Linked DNA regions of Homo sapiens: regions 2, 3, 4 and 5 are each linked to region 1. A link is a loop called in an ENCODE intact Hi-C map of the cell type or tissue named here. Cell type or tissue: endothelial cell of umbilical vein. All regions are shown on one strand. Region 1 overlaps ODR4 (odr-4 GPCR localization factor homolog). Region 2 has its middle 16 kb from the start of PDC. Region 3 has its middle 22 kb from the start of PDC. Region 4 has its middle 75 kb from the start of PTGS2. Region 5 overlaps PLA2G4A (phospholipase A2 group IVA).

What was found. Hi-C counts contacts between places; a loop is a spot of excess contacts. Peaks named below come from ENCODE experiments on the same cell type or tissue, not always from the same donor. Only the 100,000 strongest peaks of a DNase experiment are listed, where the experiment ranks them.
Region 2: a loop joins it to region 1, with 6 times the contacts of the local background. A loop is called at or near these places in 10 of 110 quality-filtered maps.
Region 3: a loop joins it to region 1, with 8 times the contacts of the local background. A loop is called at or near these places in 10 of 110 quality-filtered maps.
Region 4: it touches region 1 in a loop (11-fold over the local background); 9 of 110 quality-filtered maps call a loop at or near these places.
Region 5: it touches region 1 in a loop (6-fold over the local background); 55 of 110 quality-filtered maps call a loop at or near these places.

The regions. Positions count from the first base shown.
Region 1 is chr1:186,403,023-186,407,022 of GRCh38, reverse strand. ODR4 (odr-4 GPCR localization factor homolog) reads right to left here. Exons shown (of 14, transcript NM_017847.6): 12 at 755-940. Among named protein-coding and RNA genes, the nearest start is that of ODR4, 29 kb to the right of the region's middle. In endothelial cell of umbilical vein, a CTCF peak has its summit at 2,361; a DNase peak (open chromatin) is centred at 2,292; H3K27ac peaks cover 2,281 bases.
Region 2 is chr1:186,474,908-186,478,907 of GRCh38, reverse strand. No RefSeq gene overlaps it. Among named protein-coding and RNA genes, the nearest start is that of PDC, 16 kb to the right of the region's middle. In endothelial cell of umbilical vein, no CTCF peak of the experiment used is centred here; a DNase peak (open chromatin) is centred at 2,357; H3K27ac peaks cover 2,740 bases.
Region 3 is chr1:186,481,157-186,485,156 of GRCh38, reverse strand. No RefSeq gene overlaps it. Among named protein-coding and RNA genes, the nearest start is that of PDC, 22 kb to the right of the region's middle. In endothelial cell of umbilical vein, a CTCF peak has its summit at 2,292; a DNase peak (open chromatin) is centred at 2,286; H3K27ac peaks cover 333 bases.
Region 4 is chr1:186,603,585-186,607,584 of GRCh38, reverse strand. No RefSeq gene overlaps it. Among named protein-coding and RNA genes, the nearest start is that of PTGS2, 75 kb to the left of the region's middle. In endothelial cell of umbilical vein, a CTCF peak has its summit at 1,653 (motif pointing left); a DNase peak (open chromatin) is centred at 1,624.
Region 5 is chr1:186,975,625-186,979,624 of GRCh38, reverse strand. It overlaps PLA2G4A (phospholipase A2 group IVA), which reads right to left. Exons shown (of 18, transcript NM_024420.3): 16 at 1,837-2,032; 17 at 153-310. Among named protein-coding and RNA genes, the nearest start is that of LINC01036, 120 kb to the left of the region's middle. In endothelial cell of umbilical vein, no CTCF peak of the experiment used is centred here; a DNase peak (open chromatin) is centred at 2,164; H3K27ac peaks cover 3,628 bases.

The DNA of each region.
Region 1 (4,000 bases):
TATAATCTCAAGCACACTCTGAATCAAACACCCTATTCCTGAAGGGAGAATTAACTATGCAAAGAATAACTAAGAAATCAGAAAAGGAACTTACATATTTATTTATAGACATGTTTTCATACACTGAACTCACTAGAAACAAAAAGAAAGCAAAAAACCCAAACAGTCTTCCAAAGTATAAAGTCAAATGTGAAAGTGATGGCTAGGGAAAAAAAAATGTGTTACAAAACCTGGATAGTAAAGCAAATCTATGCTCTATAAAAGTCATCTAATTTCTGGAACTGCCCATTTTGGCTTAGTATCCCAATTACATGAAAGGTATATGAAAAAAAAAAGGCAAATAATATGGAGAAAATGTTTAATAAATTAGTGTTTTAAAACCTTCTGTTCTGACATGATGCTTTACCAAGTAAGATAATGAGTTTTGAGAAAACTTTTATATTGAAAGAAATACCTTAAAGCTTTGTAATTTTACCTACTTAATCCTGAACTTGTTTTATTAAGATCTACTTGCTAAGCTTGAAAAATACCTTAGTATCTTAAATTTTGGTACAATTTCCCAGGAAATACTCACTGTATGTCTAGACATGTAGAAATTAAACATGTATTTTAAAATGTCTCAGTTAATATTTCGAAGTGTCAAACAGAACTAGCTTTAAAAAAAATCTAAAGACATGATATTTAAACTAGACATCTCATAGGTAAAATCTTAGCTGTAATCTAACCAGGTTCTTAAATAGCATCATATAATGACCTGTGTTTGTTTCCTCTGCAATTTCCAAATCTTCTATTTGAATTGTGTGATCCAACATCTCCATAAAATGGTCCCTGATTTCTTCAGCTGACTCATCGTCAAATTTATAATCACACAACATTACAGTGGATCCAGGAAGGGGAACAAAGACTCGATAAGGGAGGACGTGGAACTCTTTTTCAGAATCTAAAAGGAAAAGAAATATTATCAATATTTAGATAGGTTTGTCACTGGTATCAGTGATACATATTTTAGAAGTACATACAAAAACTAATAGAAATAAAGCTTAAAAGGTCAATATTTTTTCATTTTCTGGTTGATCTGGCACAAAATTGCTCTTACCAAATTCTGCTTTACCTCAAAACCCCTGGTCTTTGCAAGGAACCTAAATGATACTCCTATGAAAAATAAACTTATCTCCAGGCGCGGTGGCTCATGCCTGTAATCCCAGCACTTTGGGAGGCTGAGGTGGGCAGATCACTTGAGGTCAGGAGTTGGAGACCAACGTGGCCAACATGGTGAAACCCCGTTTCTACTAAAAATACAAAAATTAGTCAGGCGTGGTGGCAGGTGCCTGTAATCCCAGCTACTCAGGAGGCTGAGGCAGGAGGATTTCTTGAACCGGGAGGTGGAGGTTGCGGTGAGCCAAGATCGCACCACTGCACTCCAGCCTGGGCAACAGAGCGAGACTCCATCTCAAAATAAAAATAAAAATAAAATAAACTTATCATTGCCTTCAATGTAAAGCTGTTGATTACACATTCTTATACGACCCACTGTCCTATGAAGAACACTCAAGAGACAATTTTGTCCTTGATGTCAGAAACTATTGTCCTTCTTGTCTGTTTTAGCCTCATAGGCACTGTACATTTTATAGTTGGTTTTTCTCTTCTTCATCCAAGTTTGGAGCCAAATTACTGGCCACCTTACATCTAGTGCACAGGATCTGATAGAATACATTTTTGTATTAATCTCCCCATGAATTTCATCTTACTAGATGTAGCCCCCTTCCTATATATCAAGCATGTTTAGGACATCTAGTCATACATACAGTTTTGTGTACCTATCTCACTACCAACTCCATTTTGCTTTCTTTTTTTACCTTCCCTTTGACTCTTTATTACTAATATTTATTTTCACTTGTTTACTTATGCTTCTTTGTAAAAAGCCTTAAATCATTTTTAGAAAAAAATAAATCTAAATAAATAACAAATATCTCATTCTTCTGTGAATACTTACAAACTGGAATATATTATTTCCCCTAATTTCTAACATAGTCACTGTTGCATGTAAATATATAATTACTTTTTAGTTAAATGCTACGATCCTTATGAACTATCAGAAAGATAGAAATTTTGTGAAAAGAATGACCTCTTTCAGCAACAGATATGATTAAAAAGTTACTAATGTAAAGATCAAGTGGAAAACTAGGGCTTATTTTAATAGTAACCTAGACTTCGTTGTCAAGAAACTAGTGGTAACTTTACATAATTACAAACAGAAGATGACGAACAATGCCTTAAGTGTCACAGGAAATGCAATGGCTTAAACTACGTGTTCCTTCCAGATTCTGTGTATTATCTTGTTTGCACATGAGAACTGGGAGAGAAATTTTACTCTTTGACCAGACTGCCTCCTAGCTGTAGAAGAATATTACTGCAATTTGTACTGTAGCACGAAAATTGTCCACACATTGAAATTAGGACTATATTATTTTATTTTGAGCCACAGTTACTTGAAACAGATTAAGTAAAAACTCAAAAATGACTCTAATGTGCATGTGCAATTGGCATGCAAAATTTTAAAACCATTTCAAACTACATCAATTCTTGGTCTATCTGAAAAATAACAAGCTAAAAAAATCAAACGTTAAATAACTGGTTCCAATAAATTTAAATTACTCATTAAAAAGAAAAAGCACTACAACTTTCAAATTAAGAAGTTAAATTAGCAATTTAGTATCTAAGTAAGACTCGTTTTCTGTTGGTCTGAGGTTTAAATGGGAGGAGAAATCTTTTGGAAAAGACACATCTCAAAAAGCACTCCAAAGCAGAATCCTTTAGGAATATCCTCATGTCATAGTATCTAGTTCAACATTATCTGAATAAAGTCAAAACAAATAAAAAAATTTTAAAATTAAGCCAATATAATAAGAATTGGGTTTCTATTGGTTAAATGTCCTAGCTGGTATCAGAGTAGTACTGAAACTTTTAAGTTATTTATGTATTTTTCATAGAATTTTTTTTTAGAATAGGTGATAGCACAGTTGAAGCTTAAAGGATAAGAGGACATCTGCATAAAGGGATAGGAGAAGTGCCATTCAGAGAGTGGAATCATAGGCACAGACAAACAGGATTACAAATGTTCTGGGAAGACAGTGGAGTGGTACAGAGGATACTGATGTGGGGATGGGCAAAGGTAAGAGGTTTCATAACTGATGACCTCCATTTTCACAATGAGTAGGTCATCTATGAGAATAAGTTGAGCAGGATCAAATGAAGACTTATAACAGTGAAGAAGGCTTAGGCTGTATCTTAAGAGGAATCAAAGAGGAAGATCACAACAAGTGCAAGGATTAATTGGAGTTTTTTTTTTTTTTTAAACTGACAATGAAATACTAAGTTCTTTTATCTGGATAGCCAAAATTAAAAGCCTAGGTTTAGTTTAGAGATCAGATATATAAAGTTATTATGTCCTTAACAGACTTCCTCATGCATGCAAAAATACTCTAATTCAGGTTAATTTTATGGCATACATTCTACATTTTACTATATTACAGCATCTATAAGATCTTACCAGTATATAAGAAAATAAGCAAAGTAAAATGAGGATAAAATCTAAAATCTAACAATTTGGTGTATAAATTCAACATCAGAATTTACATTTATTTATGCTTCAGGGGATGGATAACTCATTCTCCATGATGATTATTTTATATCACATGATTGTAACAAAACATCTCATATACCTCATAAATATATATATATACCTACTATGTATCCACAAAAGTTAAAAATTAAAAAAATTTTTTTAAAGAATTTACATTTATTTATATTATCACACTTACAATGTATTCTTTTATCTTGATACCTAAGATCAACTAATATGTTGTTGGAATAATTATCCTGTTACTAAAGTGTTGAATATATATTTACATCTTATTTCTGTTTGAAATATGCTAAATTTCCCAAAAATTGAAGTTAAGGCATTTTAAAGACAATTAACATAAGTTGTTCTCCTCCATCA
Region 2 (4,000 bases), 72 kb before region 1:
GGGCTACCCAAATGTACTTCATATCATTATGTTCAGAATCCTCTTTGTTCCCGAACCTCCCTCATGAGGGTTTGATCTCAGTGAATAGTATCACTCAGTGATGCTCAGTGACTAATATCATCATCTTTGACTCCTTCCTCACCCCTCTCCCACCACTGTCATTAATTAATTCATCCCTTTGGCTTCTATCTCTGAAGTGTCTTTTGTATTCATTCATTCCTCTGTTCCATTGCTTTTGCCACTACCCTTGTCCAGGGATTCATCATATTTCAACTAAACTATCTGTACAATGTCTTAACTGTTTTCACTGACTCTTTCACCTTTCCAAATGTACTTTCCACATTCCTGACATAGAAATCTTCTAAACAATAAGGCAGTAAGATTAAAACTCTTTAGCAAGGTAGTTAACAAACTAGGGTATATCTTTTAGTCTTATTTCTAAATTGATGTCTCCACAAATTCTATTCCCTAGTTCCACCACACACTATAATAGTCACCCTTCCCTGAATACTGTACTTCATAGTTCTGGGCTTTTAGTTATATCATTCCCTGCATCTAGAAAATCCTCACTCCCTTCTCTAAATACTAGCATGCATTTATTTTTAAAAATCCAGTTCAGGTACTATTTTCTCCACCTCTTTTCATTCAAGCTGCACCCCAAACTAAAAATTCATCACTGCTTCCTACACTCTTACAAAGCCCTGTTTATATCCCTAAAAGAGGACCCTTCTCACACATGCATATTGTTTTCTTACTAAATTGTAAGTCCAAACACTGTAAGCATGTCATTTTTAGCTTGGTATCCCCTATGATTTTTGGGTGTGTGTGTGTGTGTATGTGTGTTTTATCCATAAGTAGCTCATTGCATGTTCACTAAAAATAACGACTACCCTTAAATGAGTGCTTATTAAATATCAGACTCTATCTCCCACCTTTTACACTATGTTAATTGAGTCATTTAATCCCCAAAATAAATCTATGAAGTAGCTAAATTTTACATGTAAAGTAGCAAATGCCCTACGAAGTTAAGCAACTTACCCAAGGCCAACACTAGTCTGGTGTCAGGACAGGAATCAAGGTCTTTCATAATTAATACCTTCTGCCCTCAACCAATTCATTACGTAGCCTTAAACGTCTATCTCTGGGTAGTCAAATACAAAAAAACTATAGTGGATTAAAAGGCTATATATGAACACTGACTGAAAACATAGAGAAGCTTTACTCTAGAGCATTGGTGCCTAAAGGTATTATGGCTAGAATTCATAAATGTAAACTCTGTTTAAAGAATACTATTTCCTACCTCATAAGACTATTTTGGAGAATAAGTGAAATGCAGCATGTAAAAGGCCTAGCACAGTACCTGAAACACAGTAGGAGCTGAAATATTAGGTTGGTGCAAAAGTAATTGCAGTTTTTGACATTAAAAGTAACATGTTCATATTATTTTCTCAGTTGTGAATAGTATAGAAATTATACCCAGACTTATTTCCTATATCACAAAATCCCAGGGCAAGGAGATGTGCTTTCAATGCATAGTGGCCTGAGTGTCAGACAAAAGGAAGTGTTGTTTTAAATTTACACATAAATTTAATAAATTTATAAAACATTTCAGCATATCTGATATAGATAGAAAAAATGAATGGATTAATAACTGTTTGGACGAAGTTATGAATGATGGCCTTTTAGATCAAGACTTCTTAGCTTTTAAGGCCGATGGCAGGAAAAAACATCATATCCCACAATACATTCCTCTCCTTCTCTGCTGGAAATAGAGCACTGGACTATGTGACACCTGGACCATGAAATTGATCCAATAGCAATAATCATTCCTTGAGCAATGTGCTAGACACTGGGCAATGCTGTTCATATGTTTCAACACATTTACTTCTCACAAATCACCTATTAGGTTGGCGCTGTTATTGTTGTTATTATTATTATTTCTCAAATGAGGAAACCAGGGTGTGGAGGTTAGGTAATTTGCTCCAAATTGTACTGCTGTGAGTAGCATAGCCAGGATTCAAGTACACATCTGTCTGACTCTGGAGTCTGACCTCTTTACCACTCAGGCTGTTTTTGCTCAGTCTGTAATCTACTGTTGTTTTGGAATTTTCTTTTACAAAGGGACATTTTTTGTGATTCATTACATTATAAATACTAGCTTCTTTTAAAAAATTTCATTCAAGCAAAACACTCATTGTCTAGGCAATCCAACTTCTTTTAATTTAACTAAAACAGCAGACATAGACAAATTACAATTTATGTAGTCTGAATTTCACTACCATAAAACCAGAAGGCACAGTGTACATTTATCAATCCACAGTCTTTTCCTAGAATTGTCTGAAAACCAACAATGACATCATTGGGGGGTAGACTAACTTCATACCATATGACTGTATGGTGATGTGTTCTGCGTATGTTATTATCTTGTTTTTTAATAAAGGTCATACGGGTAACACAATAAATATTTTAAAACTTCAGCTTTTCCCAAGTCAGCCACATCGTCCAGTCTTTACATCTACATATTTGCACTGTCATTTCCTGGGGAATTCTCTTTGTCTAATTTGACACCACTGTCTCCTATATAGTCGGGTCCTTACTTTAAAAAAAAAAGTCCCTGTAAATAATTGTTCACTTGATAATTTCATCCTCTATAGGATAATTTAAGTTTTAAATATTTATGTTGGATCTGTGCAATGAAATAAAAATGTGTACAATGAAAGCAAGTACTTAGGCTTTACCATAACTAGCTGTGACATCCCTTTCCTCCACCACATAAAGAAGCAGAAATATGAACACAGAATTCAGAGGTTTAATTTAACATGATTGTGGTTTGGGGGCTCCAGCACCTGATGATAGTAATTATAGGCATCTCTTGCCAAATTTAGTATTTTTGAAGTTGAGTCAAAGTTTTTATTTAAACCTAAATTTCAACTATTCATAAAGTTATTTTTATTATTTAGTCAGACACCTCAAATGCTGTTTCTCAGTGATTATCTTGAAACTCCAGAGATACCCATTAAAAAATGCTTTTCTCCTTACATGCTTTGAACTGTTAGGTTTTTGTGTCACTACTCTTTCATCTTTTTTAGCTTTGTATTTCTGATTTTTTGGCCAGTCCTAGCATAATTAAAGTCTAAAGCTATTCTAAAAGAGAATTAAGATCCTCAGCAAATCACTCTACAAGGTATTTTTACATATTCTGTCCTAAAATATTTTATTTGGATGAAATATTTAACATTTAAATTGAAAAGTTGCAAAATGACAAACCTGTTCAGAAGAGTGTATGTGGAAGAGAAAAAAATAGGATATGTTGAACTCTAAGTGTATAAATAGGAGTTCCCCACTAATTTTTTTTAACCAGCTGAAGAAATACAAACTTAACCAACCATCAAAATCTGTGTGTGTCAATTTACACTAAGTCCTCACTTAACATCATTGATAGGTTTTCGGAAACTGGGACTTAAAGCAAAACAAAACAATGTATAACAAAACTGATTTTACCATAGGCTAATTGATATAAACATGAGTTATATGGCATATTTCTGGTCACAAAAACATCACCAACCTCTAAAAAAAGACCAAAATACTTCCCATATTAAATATTTAAATAAGTGTGAGGTATATATGCATTTAAGAAGATTAATAAAAACAAGATAATTATTTACCTAATTATTCCTGTTCAGGGTGGCTGCTGGCTGGAGCCTCTCCCAGCAGTTCAGGGCACAAGGCGGGAACCATCCCTGGACAGGACACTATCCCATGGCAGGGCACACTTACACACACACACACTCAGACTGGGACCTTGTAGACAGGTTAATTCACTTAACTTGCACATCTTTGTGATGTGGAAGGAAACAGGAGTAATTGGAGAAAACCCACGCAGATGGAGAACATGCAAGCTCCACACAGACAGTGACCCTGGCTGGGGATTATTACTTTTTTATCTCATCAATATTGTTACGAAATGACATTGAATGGAATGAAGTTATTTGAGGTCCTG
Region 3 (4,000 bases), 78 kb before region 1:
TTTGGGGGCAACAGAGGAAACTTACATTGTAGGAATGAAAATGACTTAAAATTATATAGTAGGCATCATTGTAAAATTATATAGCAGGCAACCCTGTTCTTAGAAGTCCTTCAGCAATCTTGTTTGATCTTTTGCACTTTTTAAAACTCTCCCATAGATTCCACTCATTCTCTTAGCTCCAGCATCAACATGGAATTCTTAGCCATGAACTCCAGCCTGTCTCACCTAAGTATTCTTCTTCCTCCAACTTCTCTCCAAATCCTAATCAATATTGAAGGGCATATTTAAATCCTACTTTGAATTATACCTCCTAATCATTCTACCTTGCCTTTCCTTCTTCCTCCTCTAAACTGTATCCCGTTCACTTTGGCACTTGATAGTTTCACCTTCCTGGGTGCAGGTCTTCTAGCTCCAGAAAGTTTAAGCTCTTTTAAGCACTCTAGGTTCTTTCTAACTGCTTTACTGCATATGAATTAAAAGCTGAACAAGGCTGAGTCCAACTTCCAGTTGCAGGTCTGGCATGTGAAAAACCTGAAGTCATCACTCTGTCCTAACAAGTAAAAACCTGAACAAACTGAAAACAGATGATTTTCCTAAACCTGAATTTTCTCCTTTTAAAAATATCTCTTCAGGGTCTTATTTACCATGATATTGCTTTCCTGAATAATAATTAAATTCCTAAGTAGGAAAGAATCATCAACCCATTACCAACTAAAAAGTAAAGGTTCAAGTCTTTAAGAAGAAAAAATTCTTTCATAAAAGCACATGTGAGGCCAGGTGCAGCAGCTCACACCTGTAATCCCAGCATTTTGGGAGGCCGAGGTGGGTGGATCACCTGAGGTCAGGAGTTCAAGACCAGCCTGGCCAACATGGTGAAACACTATCTCTACTAAAAATATAAAAACTAGTTGGGCATGGTGGTGGGCGCCTGTAATCCCAGCTACTTGGGAGGCTGAGGCAGGAGAATTGCTTGAACCCAGGAGATGGGAGTTGCAGTGAGCCGACACGGTGCCACTGCACTCCAGCCTCAGTGACAGAGTGAGACTCCGTCTCAAAAAAACAAACAAACAAACAAACAAAAAGCATATGTGAAATCTCTACTGTAATTTGCACTAAATCTTAAGCTTTCTATTTGTACTTCCCCCTCCTCATCTCTTCAGTAGCTCCTTCAAACATGTTTTTTTCCAGAATATTTGTGACAAAATACCAGAAAATACAGTCTAAGAATCTTACTCAATTCTGTCTTGTGCATTGGTCTCTGATAGTTTCCTAGTTCCACATGGAAGAAGGTGTTTTTCAAAATCTATACTTTAAAAATTCAGTATTTGAATATTCATGTGTCCCTTAACAATGAAGATATGTTCTGGGAAATGTGTCATTAGGCAATTTTGTCACTGTGCCAACATCAAACGGTGGATTTACCACAAACCTAGATGTACATACTGTGCGGGTACTAGCCTACTACACACCTATGCTATATGGTATAGCCTACTGCCTCTAGGCAACAAACCTGTACAGCATATTACCCTACTGAATACTGTAGGCAACTGTAACACAATAGAAAGTAGGTGTGTATCTAAACATATCTAAATATAGAAAAGGTAATGTGTTACACTAAGATGTTATGGTGGCTACAATGCTACTGTGTGATAGGAGTTTTCACCTCCATTACAATCTTAGGGGACTATTGTTATATTTGCAATCCGTTGTTGACTGAACCATCATTATGCAGTGTATGACAATATAATACAAACTATTTATAGTGCACTTATGTGTAGAGTATATTTAAATTGGTCTACCTGCATTATCTCATTTAATCCTTAACAATCCTATGAATGCAAACTATGATTACTCCCATGTAGTTGAGGAAACTAAGGCATAGAAATGTTAACTTGCCCAAAATATCATGGTGAGTGAAGCATAAAAAGCCTAACAACAGTGTTCAAATGCTATGTATTGTTCCATCCACAAAAAACAGGAAAGAGAGTCTCTCACTCTCTGGGTGTGTTTGTGTCTGTGTTCCTTTTAAAACACAATTTTTAAAAGTCATAATTGCAAATTATTTTTCTAATGCAAATCACACATATCCTTTTGATAAGGATATTCAATCACAGAAAATGTTTAAAAGTATTTTTCTCCCTAATATTTCATATTGTATTTTAATCAGTTGAGCAATGTGTATAAAAGGAAAAAAATGACTGCATTTACATGTTACTATGTGATTTCCTTTGGAATCAGTTCTTCTGACTTAAGGTCAAACCAGACAGCTGGCCTGTATGTGATTATGCTGCCCTCACGTGACAGACGTTGTGAACTGCAAGTAGAGTGGGATCCTAGCAAAGACCACCAAGCCCGAAAACTCAGAGGAGCCGAGACTAGCTACTCCCCCAACTGTTCACTGACCATTTTCAAATCAACTTTTACCTGTGACCTCAAAACATCAATGTGATTTTCACATGTCCTTAGCTTACTTCTATTCAATGAGTACAGGTATCTACAATACTGTGTATTTACAGGTCTTACATGCATTTACAATTTAGTAGTAGGCAGTATCAGAAATGTTCTATTTCCTCTGGAACTTAATATGCTAATAGAGAATGGTGGCATATAATAATATTTACAAATAACCAAAAAGGTCTTGAAATTTCTCCAGTGGCATATATAATTTACCTATTTGGTCATACAACCTGACAAGTGCTACCATTTTTAAATCCTTCTAGAAACATGGCATTTAAGACTAAATTTAAAGACCTCTATTAATAATTATGAATGTGGCTGGGCGCGGTGGCTCATGCCTGTAATCCAGCACTCTGGGAGGCCGAGGCAGGCAGATCACCTGAGGTCGGGAGTTTGAGACCAGCCTGACCAACATGGAGAAACCCCGTCTCTACTAAAAACACAAAATTAGCCGGGCATGGTGGCGCAAGCCTGTTATCCCAGCTACTTGGGAGGCTGAGGCAGGAGAATTGCTTGAACCCGAGAGGTGAAGGTTGAGGTGAGCCGAGATCATGCCATTGCACTCCAGCCTGGGCAACAAGAGTGAAACTCCGTATCAAAAAAAAAAAAGAAGAAGAAGATAAATAAAATAAAAATAAAAATAATTATTAATGTGAATACAGCCTGTTTTGGTAAGATAAAATGTGTCATACAACAAAAATCCAGGCGAATCTCTAGTATGGTCCTTCTCTCCTTGATAAACAGTTCTTTGGCTCACAAAAGAAATGGGAATGGCTAAAATTCTCCTTTGACCATAAATTTTTATGATAGTTTCATTGACTATGGAGTTAAAAACTAAAAACAGAGCATCAAAATTCCACCCTAGATGATGTAGGAAATTGCCTAGAATATGTGATCCAAAGCCACCAAAAGACCTCTCAGTGGCTCCAAATGATCTTTCAAACTCGCTTGCCCTAGAGCCTAGGATTCCTGCCATTAATACATTTTTTCCTACTTACAGTATGTCGTCTCTGGTAGTTTGATTTTGAAATATCAAAATACAGCATTATCTGGAGAGATAAGACACTATAAATCACAAGTTCCTTAGCACAGATTAATTAATCAGGATACTTAATGTCAAAAGGAAAGCAGTAAATAAGACCTTGAGGTCAAGCTACAGGTAGTAATTTATGGACAGGAGGATAGAGGTGTGGTCCAAAGGATACAGCACTGCTGAGAAGAGTTCCCAGCCTGGGCAAGAAAAGATCATTTAGCAAGAGAAGCCAAACATGGACAGGGAAAGTGGAAAGAAGTTGAAGATAAACTTGGGCTGCTGAAGAACTGCATGTAAGACTGGCTCTTTAACTGAAACTAAAATATAAAAAATATCCAATAAAGAGGAAACATTTTATCAGACTTTATAGATTAAATAAAGCAAATATCAGAATGACCAAGTTTGTTTTCAAAGGACTTTAACATTTATGACTTTACCACAAAAACTCTCACTTTTTTAAATAAAAAATTCTGCACATAGAAATATCAAATAGTATTAAAATACTAATGC
Region 4 (4,000 bases), 200 kb before region 1:
ATCTCCACATATCACACAAGGTGAAAAGTCTTCTCAACTCTAACCTTACCCAATATCTTTCTTTTCTTTTTTTTTTTTAATTTGTGGTTAAAAAATAGACATATAATTTTGTATCTTAACCATTTTAAAGTGTACATTTCAATAGTGTTAAGGGTATTCATGTTGTGAAACACATCTCAATAACTTTTGTTTTTATCTTGGTTTCCTTATATTTGTTCTTTCGACAAATATTATTGAGCAGTTAGAATATACAGGCGCTGTTCAAGCACTGAGGATAAAGCATTAAACAACTCAGAATGAGATATAAGATTAGACCTGTTTATTTCACAAATCTGTTTTTTGAGGTTAAATTGAAACAATGCATGTAAAATTTATGAAGTATATCAGTAGTTCTCAAAATTTGGTCTAAGGGCTTTTTTACACTCTTAAAAATTATTGAATACATTTTAAAATGCTTTTGCTTATGTGGGATGCACTCACACAAACTTGTGTATATATATTTACTATACTAGAAATTAAAATGAAATATTTAAAATATATTTTCTAATTCATTTAAAATAAAAATAATACATTTATTGCATGTTTGTATAAATAACATATTTTTAAAATACTATATTTTATTAAAAGCATTTACCTAAACAAAAAATGTTTAGTAAGGCTGGATGTGGTGGTTCATGCCTATAATCCCAGCACTTTGGGAGGTCAAGGTGGGAGGATTGCTTGAGGCCAGAAGTGCTAGGCTAGACCATAGTAAGGAAAGAGAAAAAGAAAAGAAAGAGGGAAAGAGAGAGGGAGGGAGGAAGGAAGGAAGGAAGGAGAGAAAAAGAGAGAGAAAGAAAAAGAAAGAAAGAAAGTAAGCTTAGTGAGAGGAGAGGCATTGTGATGCATTTTGTAAATCTCATTAATGTCTGGCTTAATAAATGACAGTTGTATTCTCAAGAGTGATGTCGTCAAAATGGGAGAATAGAAATAATCTAGCTTCAGTGTTCCCCACAGAAAACCAAAAACAACTATCCAGTACCTAGATTATCATCACCAGTAACCAAGAACTGGGCCTTTTGATGATTTTTGAGACCACAGAAAAGTGAAAAACTACAAGCAGAAAGTAAGAGAAATGAACTTCAGTTTCTTTGATATGCCTCCCCTACCTAAGTTGCCAGGCACTACATGGAAAAGTCCCCCTAGACTTAGGGTTTCACCAATGGAAAAAGTGAGATCAAGGCAGGCAAGACAGCAGGCTTCCCCACCATCTTGGGTTTCTTAGCAGGACTGCCATTTCTGCCTCAACTCAAGAAGCATCACAAGTGCCTGTAGAGAGAAATATCCTAAAGGCGGCTAGACTGAAAAAAAAAAAAAAAGAGAGAGAGAGAGAGAGAGTGGAGAAGGGATAGCAATCCCAGGGTGCAAAATGTAGGGCTGCTCTTCAGCTCAGCAAAAAGAGACACCAAACCAGAAGAGCAGTTCAGCAGCACCGGGCTCTAGGAGGCATTCTTCATGGGTCCTCAGGACACAAAACTCTACCCAGCCTCCACACACAACCAAGGAATCTCCTTTGGGACTCCTCCTGCCACACAGCCCCCCATCTGACACAGGCAGTTCTCCAAACTTTTTTGAGAGCTGTGGCAAACTTGGACTTAGGGCACCATCTAGTGCCAAAAAGGAGGCAGCAGTCCGGGGCTAAGGGAACTCAACATGCAAACCACACAGAACCTCTAAACATGCATAGCCTAGAAAGACCAAAGCAATCCAGACAGTGAAGACTGGAATCAATAGCTAAACCTTTAGTGCAAAGACAGAAATGTAAATCCGTAAGAAACAACAGCAAACAGGAAACCATGACCTCCCCAAATGGACAAAGCAAAGATCCGGTGATAGGCAATGGAGCAATGGTGTGGGCTCTCAAATCAGGAATTCAATATGGTAATTTTGAGGAAACTCCGTGAACTCCAAGATAACAGAGAAAAACAATTCAGAAATTTATCATAGAAATTTAACAAAGAGATTAGAATAATTTTTAATAAGAACAGAAATCCTAGAACTCAGAAATACTTTGGCTGAACTGAAAAATTCATTGGAAGGTCTCAGCAGCAGAATTTATCAAGTGGAAGAAAGGTTCAGTGAGCTTGAAGATAGGGTATTTAAAAACACACAGGGAAGAAAAAAGAAAAAATAATTTTTAAAAAATGAAATATGCCTACGAGGTCTAGAAAACAGCTTCAAAAGAGCAAACCTAAGGGTCATTGGCATTTAAGAGGGAATTGAGAAGGAGGCAAAAGGTAGAAAGCTTATTCAAAGAGATAATACAGTAACACTTTCCAAACCTAGAGAAAAATATAAATATGCAAGTACAGAAAAGTCAAGGATTGTCAAGGATTATAAAGGATTATAAAATAGATTCAACCCAAATAAGACTACACCAAGGCATATAATAAACAAACACTCAAAGGTCAAGGTCAAAGAGAGAATTCTAAAATCAGCAATAAAAAAGAAGCAACATCATATGAAAAAGCTCAAGTTCATTGGGCAACAGACTTCTCAGCAGAAATCATACCCAGGAAGGAGTGAGATAATATATTCAAAGTGCTTAATGAAGAAAACTGCCAAATGATAATACTGTATCTAGCAAGCTAGCCTTCAAACATGAAAAATAGATAAAGACTTTCTGAGATAAATAATAGTTGAGGATATGACTTACCACCAGACCAGTCTTACAAGAAATACTGAAGGGAGTTCTTCAGTCTGAAAGGAAGCTAACATGCAACAGGAAAACATCAGAAGATATAAAATTCACTGGTAAAAGTTAGTATAGAGACAAATTCAGAATATTCTAATACTGTAATTGTGGTGTGTTAATCACTCATATCTTTAGTATGAAGACTAACAGACAAAGCTATCAAAACAATAATAACAACAAAATTTTGTTAAGAAAGATGCAGTTATGAAAAGATGTAAACCGAGAGAATAAAAAGCCAAAATATGGGGAGGTGGAGTTAAAGTGCAAAGTTTTTAAGTTTTTCTTTGTGTTTGCTTCTTTTCTTTACTTTATGATCAAAGTGAAGTAGTTATCTGCTGATAAAAAACTTGTTATAACTATAAGATGATTTTATAGGCCTCGTGGTAACCATAAAGCAACAATTTATAATAAATATCCTAAAAATAAAAATAAGCAATTAAAACATACTACCAGAGAAAATCACTTAACCACAAAGGAAAACAGTGAGAGTGGAAGAAGGGAAAAGTTACAAAACAAAGAGAAAACAAGTAACAAAATGGCAGTAGTAAGTCCTTATTATCAATAATAACATTGAATATAAATGCAATAAATTCTCCAATTAAAAGACATAGACTGGTTAAGTGGATTAGGAAACAATACCCAACTATATACTTTCTATGAGAAGCTCACCTCATATATACACACACACATAGACTGGAAGTAAAGGGATGAAAAAAGATTTTCTGTGCAAAAATGGAAGCCAAAAAAGAAAAAAGCAGAGCTACCTATACTTAGATAAAATAGGTTTTAAGGCAAAACCTGTAAAAAAAGACAAAGAAGTTCATTACATAAACAGTAGTAAATATATATGCAACCAATATCAGACCACCCAAATATGTAAAGTAATTATTAATAGATCTAAGGAGAGAAATAGACTATAATACAATAATAGTAGGGGACTTTAACAACCCACTTTCAATGATGAACAGATTATCCAAACAGAAAATCAATGCACATGTACCCTAAAACTTAAAGTGTAATAATAATAAAATAAAATTTAAAAAAAAGAAATTTGAGTTAAACTACACTCTACACCTAATGGACCTAAGTAATATTTTAAGAACATTTTCTCCTTCTGATACAGAATATGCATTCTTCTCAACTGCATGTGGAACATTATTCAGGATAGATCATATGTTAGACCACAAAACAAGTCTCAGTAAATTCAAAAAAGTCAAAATTATATCAAGTATCTTTTCTGGCCACAATGAGATAAAACCAGAAATC
Region 5 (4,000 bases), 570 kb before region 1:
TAGCAAAATATTTCATGAAAAGTAAAGTGGCATATTTTGGGTGGTGTCATTCATAACACTTATTTTTTTATTTTTAATTGAAAAGAGGTATTGGTGTATTTATACGGTATGGAAGTCATTTGACATAGTCAATGGCCATAGGAGATACTTACATCAATGTTGTTCAGAGTATTGAAGTGCATAAGATCATGTAGTCTTTTGAATGCTTGATTTGGATATTGAAAATTGAAGGTTGAAAATGGTGATTCTGGGTCATCAAAAATATCAAAGTCAGCGATTTCTTTCTCTTCCTCAGTTTCCCTTGGAACACCTAAATACCAGAAGAGTCACAAAGGGTGTTATTTTGAAAACTACAAAATATCTCTAAAACCCAAGGAATAAAACATACAGACATAAAGACAGCAGTGGGAGTCCCCACAGAGCCAGGTACTCTGTAGCATCTCTGACTTTTATCGTGTCTGTGTGTTCTGGCCAGATGACATCCAACTGCCAATATCTGACATCTGTGTGCCGGAGGGCTTTCTATCCTGCCCTGCAACTGTAGAAGCCTGCTTGACCCACTCACAGCAGGCTGGAAATTCTGTTAAATAACACTGTTCCCCAGGCAGTGGTCAACCAAAGACTCTAGGGAGTTAGAATCTAAATACTCCATTCCCCTGCCTTTTGGTGTGCGTGTGGGAAGCATGATTGTGGGACACAGGTCTATTCCATTTTGTAGTCTTTCCCAGCGGATCAAGTTCCCATTGTGGTAGCCGGCTTGCTAATGCAACTTTGTTGTCTGCCTTCCTTCCCTTTACCACTTCCCCATTTCCTTACTAATAAACTAGAGTGTTCCCCAGCTCATCTAAATAAACTATTTGCACTTGAGTCCTTTTCTCAGAATTAGTTTCTGGGAGAACCCAAACTAAAACATTATGTGGCTGTCTTTATGCCATGGAAATCCCCTACACATGCCAACTGCTCAGTGAGCCTCTCCTTGAGAATTCACAGTGATAGAAAATTCACTGGGTTTCATGTGCTCTAGTGTCTGATAACTAAAAATGTCAGATTTCCACCTTCTCCTATGCTGAACTATATGCTTCACAATAATCTTCACTCCTATCAATTCTTTCTTTGTCTTCCTGAGAAATCTAGAAAAACACCATTTTTCTCAGCATATTCCCATTACTCATCCTCCCTATTTTTTGTGTCTTTCCATTTATAAAATGGAAAACACATTTTCTGGTCCTAAAATATGGTTTTTGGAGCCTTAAGCACCCTGCATGTAAATCTTTAGATCTCCTTTGGTTAATCAACATTTTCCAGGATACACAAGAGTCGAGAGACCCCTCTGGATATGGTTAAAAAAATAAAACAAAACAAAAAAGACTATGCCTCAAACTTGATTCTTGTTTTCTGTGAAATACAACATGGCAAACTGAAACTGCTAGCCATTGTGTACTGCTAGATTACGTTAATCTTGTAGTCACGTAAAATTCCCAGAAATTTGCATGATTTTTCTGAAATAAGGGCTTTCTTACAAGGGTGATAGTCAAAATATTTGATTAAAAATCAATCAGAACAAACATAATTCAAAGTATTGAAGTAAAGTCCCAGAGATTTTTGCTAAACTGGTTGTTGACTTTGCAGTTTCTGAACTGTGAGCAAGTCAGGGGATCTTGGGGTAAGAAAGAGGAGAAGTACTTGAGGTCTCAGAATAGTATCTATTTATCAAGGTAAGGGAAGCATTCAATAGTGTAATAGCTGGTACAGCAGTGACAGAGTGAAACAGTTTAATGTCAGTTTCGTCCCCTACTTAATTTCTATTTTATGGAATACAGCTTACTCCCTACTTACCTGGAGCCCTGTACTTTCTGAAGTTGATGTTGGCCAGAACAAAGTGGATGATGGTTGGGCAATCTTTCTCCATATCAGGATTCTTGGGTTTAAAGACATAGCACTCCTTCAGCCCTTCCCGATCAAACACATAAGGATCAATCTTTGGAAAGGGGAGCTTGTTCATTTTAGCCCACTTTTCTGCAAGTAGAAGTTCCTATGGGAAAGATGGAAAGATGAATTTGGAAATTTTCAGTTTTCATTGATTCAGTTGGTCTGACCATAATTCAGTGTTCACTAGGTGTCTACTGTGTGCCAGCAATGTACTCCTTGCTAGGATGAATCACGACCCTGTTCTCAGGAAGTTCATTAATTTCAAAGAAATTGAAAACAAACTCACTATTGTTATGTTAATTCTTGGCACAAGGCTAGCTCCACAGCAGGCATTTGAAAAATTATTGATAAACTGAACTGAGCAAAATTATGTTGAAGAAGCTGCTAGAGAAAAAAAATTATGGGTTCAGAGAATTTATAACCATGTGAAAGTTTTTTTAACCCTTAGGAGTAAAAAAGGAATCTGATGATGCAGAGAAGAATCCTGTTACTGGATTTTTACCTGTATCATCTCCACCAAAGTGTTAAAAAGTACCAGCCAAAACTTCATTCATTTTATGTATACAAAAATATTTGAGTTACTCTGAATCAGCTTTTTGTCTTCTTTTTGTGAACAGAAGTTGAACCTTTGGCCTCAGAGCATTGCTATTACATGTAACGGCCAAGAGAGGACTGTACAGATGTACCAAGGGCTTAGTTAATGGTCGTGGCAAATTGTATGATGGTTTCCATGTATTAGCTCCCTTCCTGGTAAGCTGGTTATACATTCCCGCCAGAATGAGAAGAGAAATAGAACAGAGCCTCCACGGGTGATTTATGACTGCTGGCATGTAAGTGGCCAAGAAATACGTGTTCGCAGTCAGCTACGGAGATTCGAGGTTGGTTTGTCTCTGCACCAAAGCAGGCTAACTCACTGGGGTAAGCACCCCCAAAATTAAATTTAAACTGGAGAACATAAATCAATATGGAGAGATGCAGTGAAGAGACCTCATTTCCATTATGTGCATCTTCAGGGAGAGCAGAATAAATAAGAAGCAGAATATCATAGTGGGAGAAGCACAGATTCTGGGACCAGATGCCTGAGTCCAAATGCAAGCTCCATGGCCTTGGACATGTTTCTTAAGTCAATGTTTCCATCTCAGATTTAAAATGTGGATGATATAAATAATACCTATCTCATAGGGTTGCTATTAGAATTAAATAAATTAATACTTTACAGTGCTTAAAACAGTGCTTACTACATATTAAGTGCTATGCAAATGTTTAATAAATAAATGCCAGTAAAGAGAAGAAAAGAGATGGAAGGAAAAAAGTAAGGAAAACAAAAGAGGATAAAGAAAGGGAAGAGAGATAAGAACATTAGAGAGGAAAATTCCTGGAAAGGGGAAGTTTTGGGGATACTGTCACTAGAATCTTAAGTTCTTTTTAACTACTCTTGTCATCTCGTTGATCCATTCCACAGCAATCAATAGTGGTCGACTAGGTTCCATGTTAGAAGTGGGGACATAACAGTGAGTAAAACATTCATGGTTTTTGTTGTTATGGGATTTATAGCCTGTTGGGCGAGAGATAGCAATCAAATAACCCTTTGTGCTTAAAACTGTGATAAATGCCAGGAAAAAATACAAGGTGAGACTTTGCAGTACACCTGGACAATTTCCTCAGAGTATTTGTTAATTCAGCCAACAATTATCAGTGAGTTATGTTCTAAGCATAAGAGATAGGCTGTCCTTGAAGATTTGGAGTTTATAAATCAACAGAAAAGATAAATAGATATTATAGAAAAGTATGATAAAGGCAGGAAGGTGCTGCACGATTGTGGGCCTGGGTTGTGCAGCGTGAAAGGCCCAGCTCTAAGACAGACACCCTAAAACTTGCTAGCTGGATGACCTGAGACAAACTAATTAGACACCACAGCTCAACAAGAAACAAATTATTTTTGGTGGCTGCAGTGTACAGTGATACTCCCCTACAGGCAACGCAGAGATAATGAGGAACGAACAAACACAGACTAGATTATTCACTATCCCTGACATAGCAGGCTCCCAATCCCATCTCATCTCTATTTCAT